Linked DNA regions of Homo sapiens: region 1 is linked to region 2. A link is a contact called in ENCODE Hi-C or POLR2A ChIA-PET data. All regions are on one chromosome and are shown on one strand. Each heading gives the region's core, a stretch centred on a gene start or an enhancer-like site at or near the end of the contact. The rest is flanking DNA. Distances are from core to core; before and after follow the strand shown.

What was found. Hi-C counts contacts between places; a loop is a spot of excess contacts on that map. ChIA-PET counts read pairs that join two places held with the same protein, here RNA polymerase II (POLR2A).
Region 1: a map of lower leg skin shows a loop between it and region 2 (2.5-fold over the local background). The contact joins two enhancer-like sites. A Hi-C loop is called at or near these places in 1 of 168 maps with a recorded cell type or tissue (lower leg skin). POLR2A ChIA-PET finds 5 or more read pairs at or near these places in 3 of 52 experiments (B cell, BJ and MCF 10A).

What each region holds. Positions count from the first base shown.
Region 1 is chr14:68,709,379-68,715,298 of GRCh38, reverse strand. No RefSeq gene overlaps it. Among named protein-coding and RNA genes, the nearest start is that of RAD51B-AS1, 27 kb to the right of the region's middle. Within about 2 kb of position 3,543, at least 5 of the 41 ENCODE cell types and tissues checked have a DNase peak (open chromatin) inside an H3K27ac peak, as active enhancers do.
Region 2 is chr14:68,523,745-68,529,307 of GRCh38, reverse strand. It overlaps LOC124903334 (a long non-coding RNA gene), which reads left to right. Exons shown (of 3, transcript XR_007064223.1): 1 at 1-561; 2 at 636-5,563. It also overlaps a transcript of RAD51B not described here. Among named protein-coding and RNA genes, the nearest start is that of RAD51B-AS1, 160 kb to the left of the region's middle. RefSeq lists enhancers at 1,840-2,360, 2,361-2,882. Within about 2 kb of position 2,392, at least 21 of the 41 ENCODE cell types and tissues checked have a DNase peak (open chromatin) inside an H3K27ac peak, as active enhancers do.

The DNA.
Region 1 (5,920 bases), core at 2,294-4,793, 180 kb before region 2:
CTCAGGCTCAAGGGGAATTCTCTGAACTGAACTTTGAGAACAAGACAATAGTGACTCACAACAGGTTAGTTTCCATCAGCAGCAAAGGAAGGGCTGGGGAAGAGCTCAGGGAATCAAACAGCTGTCACAACAACCCTCGTCATCTTCTATTTATGTGGGACTCTTCCCCCCTTGCAAGCTAAGTGCTAAGTGGACATTACTCAGTGAATTCTCTCACCCTCCTCGTGGGGCAGGGAGGAGGCGAAGATTCTTAGAGATGAGGAAACAGGCAAGGCAAAAAGATAACTGCCTTGCCTGAAGTCACACAGCTAGCACAAGTAGTGGACTGAGAATTGGGTTGACCAACTTGGAGCCCACTGGCTCATACTCTGATCATGGGACAAGGAGGTCAGGATGCTGTGTGTGGCTGTGGGAAGCAGGGTTAGGAAAGCTTTACAGCTTGTTCTGATGCTTGACAAATACAAGTTCCTTTATAAGTTATTATTATTTTTAAAATATATTTTTGAGGTAAGGTCTTGCTCTGTTGCCCGGCTGAAAGTGCAGTGATGAAATCATAGCTCACTGCAGACTCAAACTCCTGGGCTCAAGTGATCCTCCCTCCTCAGCTCCCTGGGTAGCTAGGATTACAGGTGTGCACCACCACACCCGGATAATTTTTTTATTTTTCTAGAGGTAGGGTCTCACTATGTTGCCCAGGCTGGTCTTGAACTCCTGGCCTCAAGTGATCCTCCTGCCTTGACCTCCCAAGGGACAGGGATTACAGGTGTGAGCCACTGCACCGGGCTCCAAATATGAGTTTTAACTCTACACTCCGTTCTGCTTTGGTGGCCCAATGCATTACATTTAGGGACATTCCAGTGTTGGTCCCCTCCCTGTTCTCTGATGCTGTCCATAGGATGTTAATGTGATAGAACCTTAGACGTAATCCAACCCAACCCCCGATGTTACAAATGAGGAAACTGAGGCCCAGAGAGATGAAATGACTGACTCAAGGTCACACAGATCTAGGTCTAGAACTCAATTCCCTCAGCCATCTCTCAAGATTCTTTCTCTTCCACTGGAAGTTTCCCAGTAATGGCCCTGCTTTCCAGCCCTGACTCTCTCAGTTCTTATCTGTGGCAGCTCCTGACATCCTAGGTCAGAGATCCAAGCCTCCAGTTCTCCTGTCAGTGCCCCTTGTTGGTGGCCAGCTTTCTGGACCACCTCTTTGGGATTTTTCTGGGAGCACCATCTTCCTCCAGGGCTGTCCTGAACCGTAGACACAGCGTGGGTGCTTGGAATTGGCAGGATTCTTGAGATTGAAGGACGGGAGCCGCAGCTCCTCCCATCCTTGCACTTATCTGCAACATCAGCGTTCTGAATCGCCTCTCCGGCTGGAGTGCTGAAAGCATTTAGCAAATGGGGGAATATTTTCTAATGACAGTGACTTCTCCACTGTAGATAACATCTGTGTCAGCAAACTCTTTTACCTACCAAGCTTGCCATTTTCTTTGACCACACTGTTGTACTGCTTCAGAGGTCTCTACTGGTTTAGTCAAGTGATGTCTTGGATGAGCCTCTGCCTCTGGCCTCTGTCCATTGACCATCCTACCTTCGTATCCCCCATCTCGAGCCTTGTGGACCGGCTAGCCAGCTTTTGCTCTGCTTCTCCCGACACAATTCCCACACTTGAAGCCCTCTGGTGTGAATATATGAGAGATGGCCTTAGGTGGGAATTGTCTCATTTTATGGTTTTTAAAAATGTTGAGTTTGTGCTTTTCAACCTTGTTTGTCTCTTTTGGTCCTGGGAGCAGGGAGTCTTAAACTTTGTAGATCTCGCTGGCCTGTTTACTCAGCACGTTCACACCAGCCTCAGACATGGCTGCTGACCCTTTCTTCCCCATTTCTTCGGGAGTATACATAGCCTGATCACCACCATTGCTTAGGAGCTTGCTGTGTAGACAGCACAACTCTGGCACACAGAATGACAGGAAAGGAGAGAGGAAGGACCGTAAGGCAGCACAGTGAGAGGTTGCCAATTCTGTGGCTGAAATGGGTCCTCTACGGTCAGAGGGGGCTGCTGGCTGTCTCAGCTCCAGGATCCCAGAAGCACCAAAGAAGGGCTACCCATAGAGGGAAGGTGGAGCTGGCTGGCTGGTGTGAATGAGCTGGTGTCCGGGGTCGGGGCGCAGGCAGGTGAGCAGATCAGCACACCCTTCTCGGCCATGAGAAACCCATGGTGGAGGCCTGCTGGCGCTTCCTGCACTACTTACCTGCTTGGGGTTGTCTAAAGCCTCTCTCTCCTGACGCTCCAAGCACTTTACATTTATCTCACTCATCTGCACACTCAGAGAAGTGGGGAAGAGACGGGTATTATTATCACCACTTTACAGATAGAGAAACTGGGGCACAGAGCAGGTGCGGTGTGCGGGCCGGGCCGGGTTGAGAACACAGTCTGACTTCAGCCTGAAGGACACACCGATGGCAAACCTCATATCTATTACATTAAAAAATTAACTGTAAAAAATTCAGATGGTCATCACGTTTGAGATATAGGTTCCTCTGAAGGAGAGAAAGGGGGATAGGTGCCTGGCATCAGAATTGCCTGGGATCTTCTGTTGTAGTGATCATGCTTTGGGTGTTTTCAAGTTGGGTGGTGAGTACATGGCTGTGATATTTTTCTTATTTCTTTTCTGTATGTCCTAAATGTTGCACAGTAAATTAAAGTCATTGAGATAATACAAAAAGCATGAGATTATTCTTCAAAATGCAAGCATTTCAACTTTTATTCCTGAGACCCTGGGTGTCAAGGGTAGAAAGCATTGCTTAACACAACCAAAGGGGTGGTGTATCTCCAGTGAGAATGGGAGGGGAACCATCTGGCAGAAAAACAATCATGGAATTCCTTATCATGAAGTCAAAAATTAAATTGAGCATTTTGCAAGTATTTCCTGAACACCTACGGTGTGCCAAACACTGGTTTAGGCCCTGAAAAACATAATACGGTTCATCTGCTCAGGGCCCTTCCGTTCTAGTGAGAAACAAAGGTAAAAATATGTCAGTAGTCAGCAAATATCATTGTAGAAGCTGGGCTGAAGGCAAGAGGAAGAGGTTTAAGTAGAGATAATAGTTCAGGGGAGAAGGCCTCTTGGAGGAGGGGCTCCCCCCGTGAACCCATCTCTCAGTTCCAAAGGACTCCTTCTCTGTCATCTCTCACCACACAGATTTGAGGAGCAGCACAGCTCACTTAGGAGGAATGGGGTGAGGGTGGGGACAGAGCTAGTGACATGGGCCTAACACCCTGGCCAGTCTGGGTGCTGGTTCCACCCTGGGTGTGCCTAGGGCCTGTGCGTTATACCTTAATGAGGGGTTGGGCCAATGGTGATGTGTTTCATCCTTTTTTAATGAGGTGCTGTTTTGCATAGATAAATAGTATGATTGTGATGTGGGAACCAAATGGCAGATCATTTTGCAAAAAGCACTGGGCAGAGGTGAGATTATGAAACCAGTTCTGCTTCAGGCCTGCTGCCTGAGCGTGGGAACCCGGAGGTGTCTGAGTCTGGGCCTCAATCTGGGCCGACTGGATCGAGGCCGCCCTCTCTAGTTCACCTCTCAGCAGCTGGGCTGGGACAGGAAGATGCCTCTCCACTTTTTACCTGTGTTTCAGTATCCCAGGCAGGGCAAGCAGATGGGGGAAGGCAGGTGGCCTCCCACCTGCTGTCCTCACGTGAACATATGGTCTGAGGTTGATGGGACCAATGATCTGGTCTGAGGCCCGGGACCAAAGCTCTTAACGTGTATGGAACTGATTTCTTATTGCTGGAGAATAAGAGCTGAAGATTTAGGTGCTGTAGGAGGTGGGTCTTGGGCAGTCCAGTCTGAGGCTCAAAGAGGTTTTGTGCATTGTTGAAAAGCAGGAAACAGGGAAAAGGAAAACATCCTTGGTTCTGGGTTTACAATGGACTTCCTAGCTGCGGTAGTTGGATCTCAGAAGAGGAGGTAGAGGTCTGAAGGGAGAGGCTGCTTGCACAGTCAGGCGGGAGAACTCAAGCAGGGTGGAATGAGATAGAGAAGACAGTTGAAGAAGAAGAACCAGGGCTCAGATTTCTAGACGGAGGATGTTCCTGTAATGCCCCACTCAAGTGGGACTTTGGAATGGCTGGAATGGTCATCCAGCAAATAAACGTACTGCACATTGTTTGTGCTTTAATGTACCCACATGCCTGCCTTTTGTCAGGTTCAAAACACCAGATCCAGGAGATAAGTAAAGCCAAGACCAGCGCTGCCCAGGATGGAGACACAGGTGCCTACTTCTCCAGTGGTGGCTGCGGCGAAGGCAGAAGTGAGAGTGCCCCCTACAGAATACATCAGGGAGAGGCAGCCTGGGGTATCAGTATGAGCCTAGGCAAAGGCCATCCATTCATTCACTCTGTGGACAACCATTTGTGGAACACCTACTGAGGTGTCAATAAGACAAAGATCCCATCTTCGAGGAAGCGAGATCAGAATAACTTCCTCACATTACACATCTGGAGAGCAACCAGTTTTTTTCCTCCCGGTTTTCCGTGGTTCCTCGGCACACTGTCACAACTGCAGCCCTAGGTAGGAGGTGAGACTTGGCTAATGGTCTTCCTTACATCCAGACCTCCACTTCCCTCTTCTACTGGTGGAGCAGCTGGGGAAGGGCAGGATGAGAATTGGGGGAGTTGGCTCTACTCTTCCCAAGGTCTTAGGACTCAATGGGACGCCTCTGGATAGTTCCCAGACATGTTGGGTGGTGTGGCAAGGAGTGTTAATGATTTAATGATGCAATTCAATTATGCCAGGCTGTTAATGAGCTAAGTGCAGTATCTTTATTATGCATCAAATACTGGAACACATTAAGTACCTGTAGTGTCTCAGGTCTTCCCCACATGCTACATTAAAATCATGATTCTATAAGAAGCTCATAACCCCTGCTTGTCTAACTTCTTCAATGATCTGACCTTAAATTGATCTGTAAAACCAACTGTGACCTTTATCCTAGAGCTTCAAGAAAGTGGCTTAATAGGGGATTACAATATTCATGTTTCATGTCATCCCAGGAATGGTCTTTGGTCCTTATTCTACTGCGTTCTCACTGTAGGGAACCACTGTAGATTCCTACCACACCACTAATTCCAGTTCTGGAAATGAATTCTATAAAAATTATTCAACAGAAGCAAAAAAAACCTACATGTTTGAAGATGTTCACTGTGCTTAAAAATTGGAAATGATACAGCACATAGAAGATATAAAATATTAGAGGACTAATTGTGCAAGTTATAGGAAATCTGTGTGTGGTATATTATTTAAACATTAGAAATGATAATGACAATGCCTTTGCCACATAGTGGAAGATGTCTCTTATATCATAGTAAACAGAAAAGGTAGAATATAAATCAGTATGTACCTTTGGCAATCAGTTGGCATGCATGTTGAAGGCTGTTTGCAAAAGATAATTATGTTAGGATAATGAGGTATAGGTGCCAAGCACGGTGGCTCACACCTATAATCTAGCACATTGGGAAGCCAAGGCAAGAGGATCACTTGAGGCCAGAAGCTCGAGACTGGCCTGGGCCATATAGCAAGATCTGTCTCTACAAAAAATAGGTGGGATTGGTGGTGTGAGCTTGTAGTCGTAGCTACTCTGGAGGCTGAGGTGGGAGGATCACTTGAGTCCAGGAGTTTGAGGCTGCAGTGAGCTATACTTGTGATACAGAGCCTGGGTGATACAGACAGGTCCTGTCTCAAACACACAAAAAGAATGGTGAGATGTAGGTAATTTGATTATCTTACAATATTAGTGTTAAGGCTGGATGTAATTTTCAAGCACACTAAGAGAAGGAAAAAAATCCTACCTTAGAATATTATAGCAACATCTCATGATTAACCATTTTCTTCATTACGCTCAACTTGCTCC
Region 2 (5,563 bases), core at 1,143-3,642:
GGAGAATTGCCTGAACCTAGGAGGAGGAAGTTGCAGTGAGCCAAGATTGTGCCACTGCACTCCAGCCTGGGTGACAGAGTGAGATCCTGTCTCAAAAACAAAGAAAAAAAGAAAGCCCCACTTCAGTGTTTCATTTTTAGAAGTGAGTCTAACCCCAGTAATCCACTGCACTTGAAGCAATTTTAGTCCCTCTCATTCCACAGGAGCCTCTAGCTGTGCTTCTGGATTTAGAACTCAGTCAACCTGTGGCTTCAGCCTGGTTCACCATTTCAACATAACCCACCTAGAGAAAGAAAACCTGTATTTGATGAAACAGAATAGGGTTGTGAATTCCTTGGAGTTGGACGGACCAGGGTTTCTTCTGCAGACTTATCACTTACTAACTGAGAGACTGGGAGCAAGTTATCTAACTTGTTTGATTCTTAGTTTTCTTATTCTTCAGCTAGAAATGATAATACCTACCTCACAAAATTAATGAAATAACATTTAAAACTGTGCCTGACACCCAACAGATGCTCACAGGACATACTAGAATAAGTATTAAGTAACCCATTTTAAAAGGTAAATAATTCTGCAGTCCGCAGTCCGGCCTGGGCGACAGAGCGAGACTCCGTCTCAAAAAAAAAAAAAAAAAGGTAAATAATTAGTTCTGAACAAATCTATATTTGCCAGGATTTTTTTTCCCACTAAATATGGACCTTGACTCAGAGCTTTCTCTTTCTTGCTCTTCATGCCACCCTCCTGACATTTACTGGTCAAGATGTTTAGTAATATGAATTTTAACAGGCTGATCATGGGTTTTTACAAGAGATCAGATAAAACTTAATTTATTTATACTTTATGATTTATGTCCAACTTTTAAAGTGTACTTGAGGTAGTTTACAATGAAAGTCACATATGCAATAAGTTGGTTGAATAATAAAGGGAAAATTAAACCATAGAGGAAGAAGGGAAAATAATTATGCCCAAAATCTGAGTTAATTATTACTGTAATTGAGTATTAAATTTGTTTAAGGCTTCCTGGCAGCAAAAGGCAAAGAAAGAGGAAATATGATGAATGACATCATTCTCAATGGCTGAAGTTTTTCTATGAAACAGTGTAGCAAGGTTATGATGGGCTAGAAACCATGCAGGGATTATGCTCCATTCAGGATGTATGGTACGGAAGACTGGAGGGAATTCTTTACTGGTTGGTGCCAGCCTTTTCTCATGGCTTTAGCAACAGGTTGGACGACTGTGGTTTTAGATGGCTTAGTGCAATCTGACTGGAGCCCACAAACTGAGATGGAAGACTTTTAAAAAAAATAATGTTTTAAAGTTTTTCAGTATAAAAAAATACACATTTACTAAAGAAAATTTGGAAAATTTGAAAGAGTATAAAGAAGAAAACACAAATATCCTTACAATTCCACTGCTCAGAAATAATCATTGTTAATATTTAGTAAACTTCCTTCCAGGCTTCTTTCTATGCATACTTTATGAGCTGACTTGTTGCAGTTCTTTCTGGCTCAATGATTCTACAAATTAGGTGGCCTTTGGCCCAAGTGGTTGTTGTGTTTAATAATAAAAATAGCTACTGCTCATATATTGTACATCTGATGTGCTCCAGACATTCTATTGGTGCATTATGTAGTCCCAGTCCTTCCAAGACCAACAGGCACAAGGAAGTTTTCCTATTTGCAGAGAGGTTATGTAATTTGTCTAAATCACATGGAGTGAAAGGAGCAGCAAAACACAAATCTGGGTGTGTCTGCACAGCATATTCTCTTTCTCCTACAATGTGCTACTTCTCTGAGACCCAGGGGTGCCCCTGATCCCTGCCACTTTGTTGTGACTCCTGGAAGTGGGAGTGCCAGAGTCTGACATCAGCTCAGTTGGTTCATGGGCCTCAAATGGCCAGCCCAGAAAACAGAAGGAGCTCGCTCCTCCCCTACTCTCTCTTTCCTTTTGTCCCCTTCCCCCACATCCCAGAGGTCAAGAAGCTAAACTGTCTAGGCTCCCAGGTTAGTTCAGGCAGCTGTTCAGATGGCTTTTACTTTGAAAAATACTGTAATTCAAACCTCTTTCATGGGGATAAGGTTAAGAAAAAGTCAAGAAACTCAGTTCCATTGTTTTCAGTCCCAACAATACCAAAGAGCATGTAGGCTTTTTCATTTTGTTTCGTTTTTTGTTTTGTTTTGGTCATCGTTATTATTGGGCTTTATAATTGAAACTTTGTGCGGATGTAACTTTCTTCTTTCCTGAGCTCCCCGTTCTGCCCAGAAACTTCTCTCTTGGGCAAGTCACAGACCAAAGAGTCTTGCAGCAGTCCCAAGCAGCCGCTAAGAGTCACAGATTCAGGCCGCACTGTTGTCAGGGCAGGCTGGCCACCACACCCAGAAGGGGAAGCCTGTTGTGAGTGGCCTCTGTCCAAAGCAAGCAGTGTCCCGTGTGCCAGGGGCCACTCCTGGCTGAAAATGAACTAGTTTTCTCCTCTCTCCTTTACCACTTTCGGGGACCTAAGAACTGAATCCAGAAGAACCAAGCGGCCTGAATGTCAGAGGCTCTTGGTGGGCCATGCAGTGGGCTGAGATCCTCTGAGCAGAGGTCTTCCATGCAGAGTGGTCTGCAGCAGTCTAGATGAATCAGGCTGGGTTGCCAGTGGGCGTGAGTCAGCAATAAGATGCCCTCTCCCCACTATACTTGCATAACTCTAAACACAGGCTTTGTCTTCCCTAACAATCACTCATCTGGCTGTGACACACTGGAGCCTGCTTCCTGGAGGACATGTTCATGGGAAAAATATTTTAAAAGAGGGTGTCCACACCTGAGCTTCAGCACTGTGTGCAACGGTAATTCATCTCAATTGCTGGACGTATAATACGGTCACATGTCGCTTAACGACACGTTCTGAGAAATATATCATTAGGTGGGTTTGTTGCTGTGGAAACATCGTCCAGTATACTTACACAACCTAGATGGTATAGTCTACTACACACCTAGGCTATATAGTCCTGTATGTGGTCAGTTGTTGACCAAAACATTGTTATGTGGCACATGACTATATGTGGCAAAGCACGAACAAGCTGGTTTTCCAAATGACTTGCCTCAAGATTTGGGACCCATTTAATAATAACAACGATAGAAACAACAGCAACAACAACAATGAACATTTTTATAGCACTGAACATGACCCAGACAGTTCACTAAGCACTTGACATATATTAACTCATGTATTTTCCCCATTTTACAGATAAGAAAACTGAGGCGCTATGATGGTAACCAACTTTCCCAATGTCACAGAGGTAGTAAGAACCTGAACCAGAGCCTCAGGAATTCCAATTTCTTAACCCAGCTCAGGAGTTTGACTTGGATGTTCATGTGATGGAATGGTGGAGGACAGAAGAAAATTGTAAATCACAAGTATTTCCCAGTTGATAACTTCTCAAACCCAAGAATGGCTCAGGTTGGCTCCCGGCACTTGGCATGTCATGGTTCTATCATGCTAATTCCATATGCCGGAGCTCATTGAAGTTGTGGCTGGCTATCTGGAAGGGGAGAAAAATCCCCCAGACCCTGTGCTGGCTGGAAGTGTTTGGCATTTGGGGCGAGTGTGGGTGTGAAAAGCAGCTTGTTGTAATGCTATAGGATGTCTGGACCACACTAAGGAGAGGCCCTGGCAACACTGCTAAGAAATGGAACATCACTCGTCAAGAAGAGACCCCATTGCAGGGAAACTCTGATGGCTGAAGTGCTCATATGCAGGTGGGGCTTAGCCAGGAGAACCATGAGAATTCCCAGATGGTCAGTGGGAAGGATGCTAAGGTGACCACCATGATTTTCACTTCCCAGCTCATGGGACAATGTCCTCCAGGTCCTATGACCTGAGGGTTGAAAACCCAGATAACTTTGAATTACTTTCTTATTGCTGTTGTAAAAGTTACCACTAATGGAATGGCTTAAAGCAAGGAAAATTTATCTTATAATTCTGGAGGCCAAAAGTCTGACATGGGTCTCACTGGGCTAAAATTAAGACATCTGGAAGGCGATGTTCCTTTCTAGAGGCTCTAGAGGAACATCCATTTGCTTGCCTTTTCCAGCTTCTAGAGGTGGCCCTCAGTCCTCGGCTTATGGCCCCTTCCATCTCCAAAGCTGATAATGGCCCATTGAGTCTTTCTTACATCGCTTTACTGACATTGAGTTTTCTGCCTCTCTCTTCCACATACTGGGACCCTTGTGATTATGCTTGGCCAAGGACAAGCTTTCTATCCCAAAGCCAACTGATTAGCACCTTTTTTGCTTCCTTAATTCTCCCTCACCATGTAACATATGCACAGGTTCAAAGGATCAGGACTTGGACGTCTTTGGGAGGCCATTACTCTGCCTATCACAGGCCACAGATGGAAAGGGTGGAAACCCCTATCACGAACATTCTTGGCCCAGTTGAGGGCCTGCTAAGCAGCTGGTGGTCTCTGCCACATGCTGGAGAGAAATCGTTGGAGACCTGCCTCAGAGAAAACACTGGAAATCACATAAATGGTTTTTAAAGAACTACAGCTACGTCCATCTTCTTGAGTCAAAAAACTCATTTCTGCTCCCTGTCAGAACCTAAAAAAGAACCATCCTGTGGGGTCAAATCATTGACACAGGCAGCCTGGAATCCTTCTGAACAGCGACTACAAGGGACAGTTTGTAGGAGAACGTGAGTTAACTCAGTTCTAAAATCTCAGAAGAACGCATCCAGAACATTCCTTCATCATGCATCTCGGATCTGTTAGGCACAACTTCAAAGCCAGCTCGAGCCTGTGGGTGTGTTTAGCCTGTGTGTTTCCCAGGGCAGCAGCGTAGAACTCACAATGTGCTTCTATTTCTTGGTCTTGAACCAACCCGTCAGGAGTGTGGAGGAGTAAGGGCCCTAATTTCAAGCCAGTCAGGGTTTACTCTGTCCATAGATTTATCTTTCATACTCTTCTCTGGCCATCTCTCAGTTTCAGTCTGTCCAGCCTGAAATGGTTTACTTTTTAAATTTTGTGCATGTTTTTATCTTTTTTATTTTTAAACTTTTGACATGCATAGCTCATTTGAGGATCGTGACAGCAGCTCTCTCTGTCGGTCGGTCAGGAGCAGTGCAGATGCCATGTGTGCCCTTGGGAAGGTGGCTTGACCTCTGTCTCAATGTCCTTGTCTGCAATATAAGGATAATTACAGCACCTGCCACCGAGGGATGACGTAAGGAGTGAGTGAACCATGCAAAGCCCTTAGAACAGTGTCTGGTACTTGGTAAAGCTGTGATACACCATAGCTGTTATTATTATCAAAAGATTAAATAAGACACAAACCTCTTTTACTGTCACAGAACTGGCCATTTTGATGCCACCAGACCATTGATATTCACTCCATTTTGAGCACGACAGACACATTCCTAAGCAATATGCTTCTTTGTTTTGCTTTATAGGAATACATTTGACCCTTGAACAACATGGACTTGAACTGCCTGGGTCTACTTATATGTAGGTTTTTGTTTTTTCAACCAAACACAGATAGAAAATACAGCACTTGCAGGATACAAAACCTTTGTGTATGG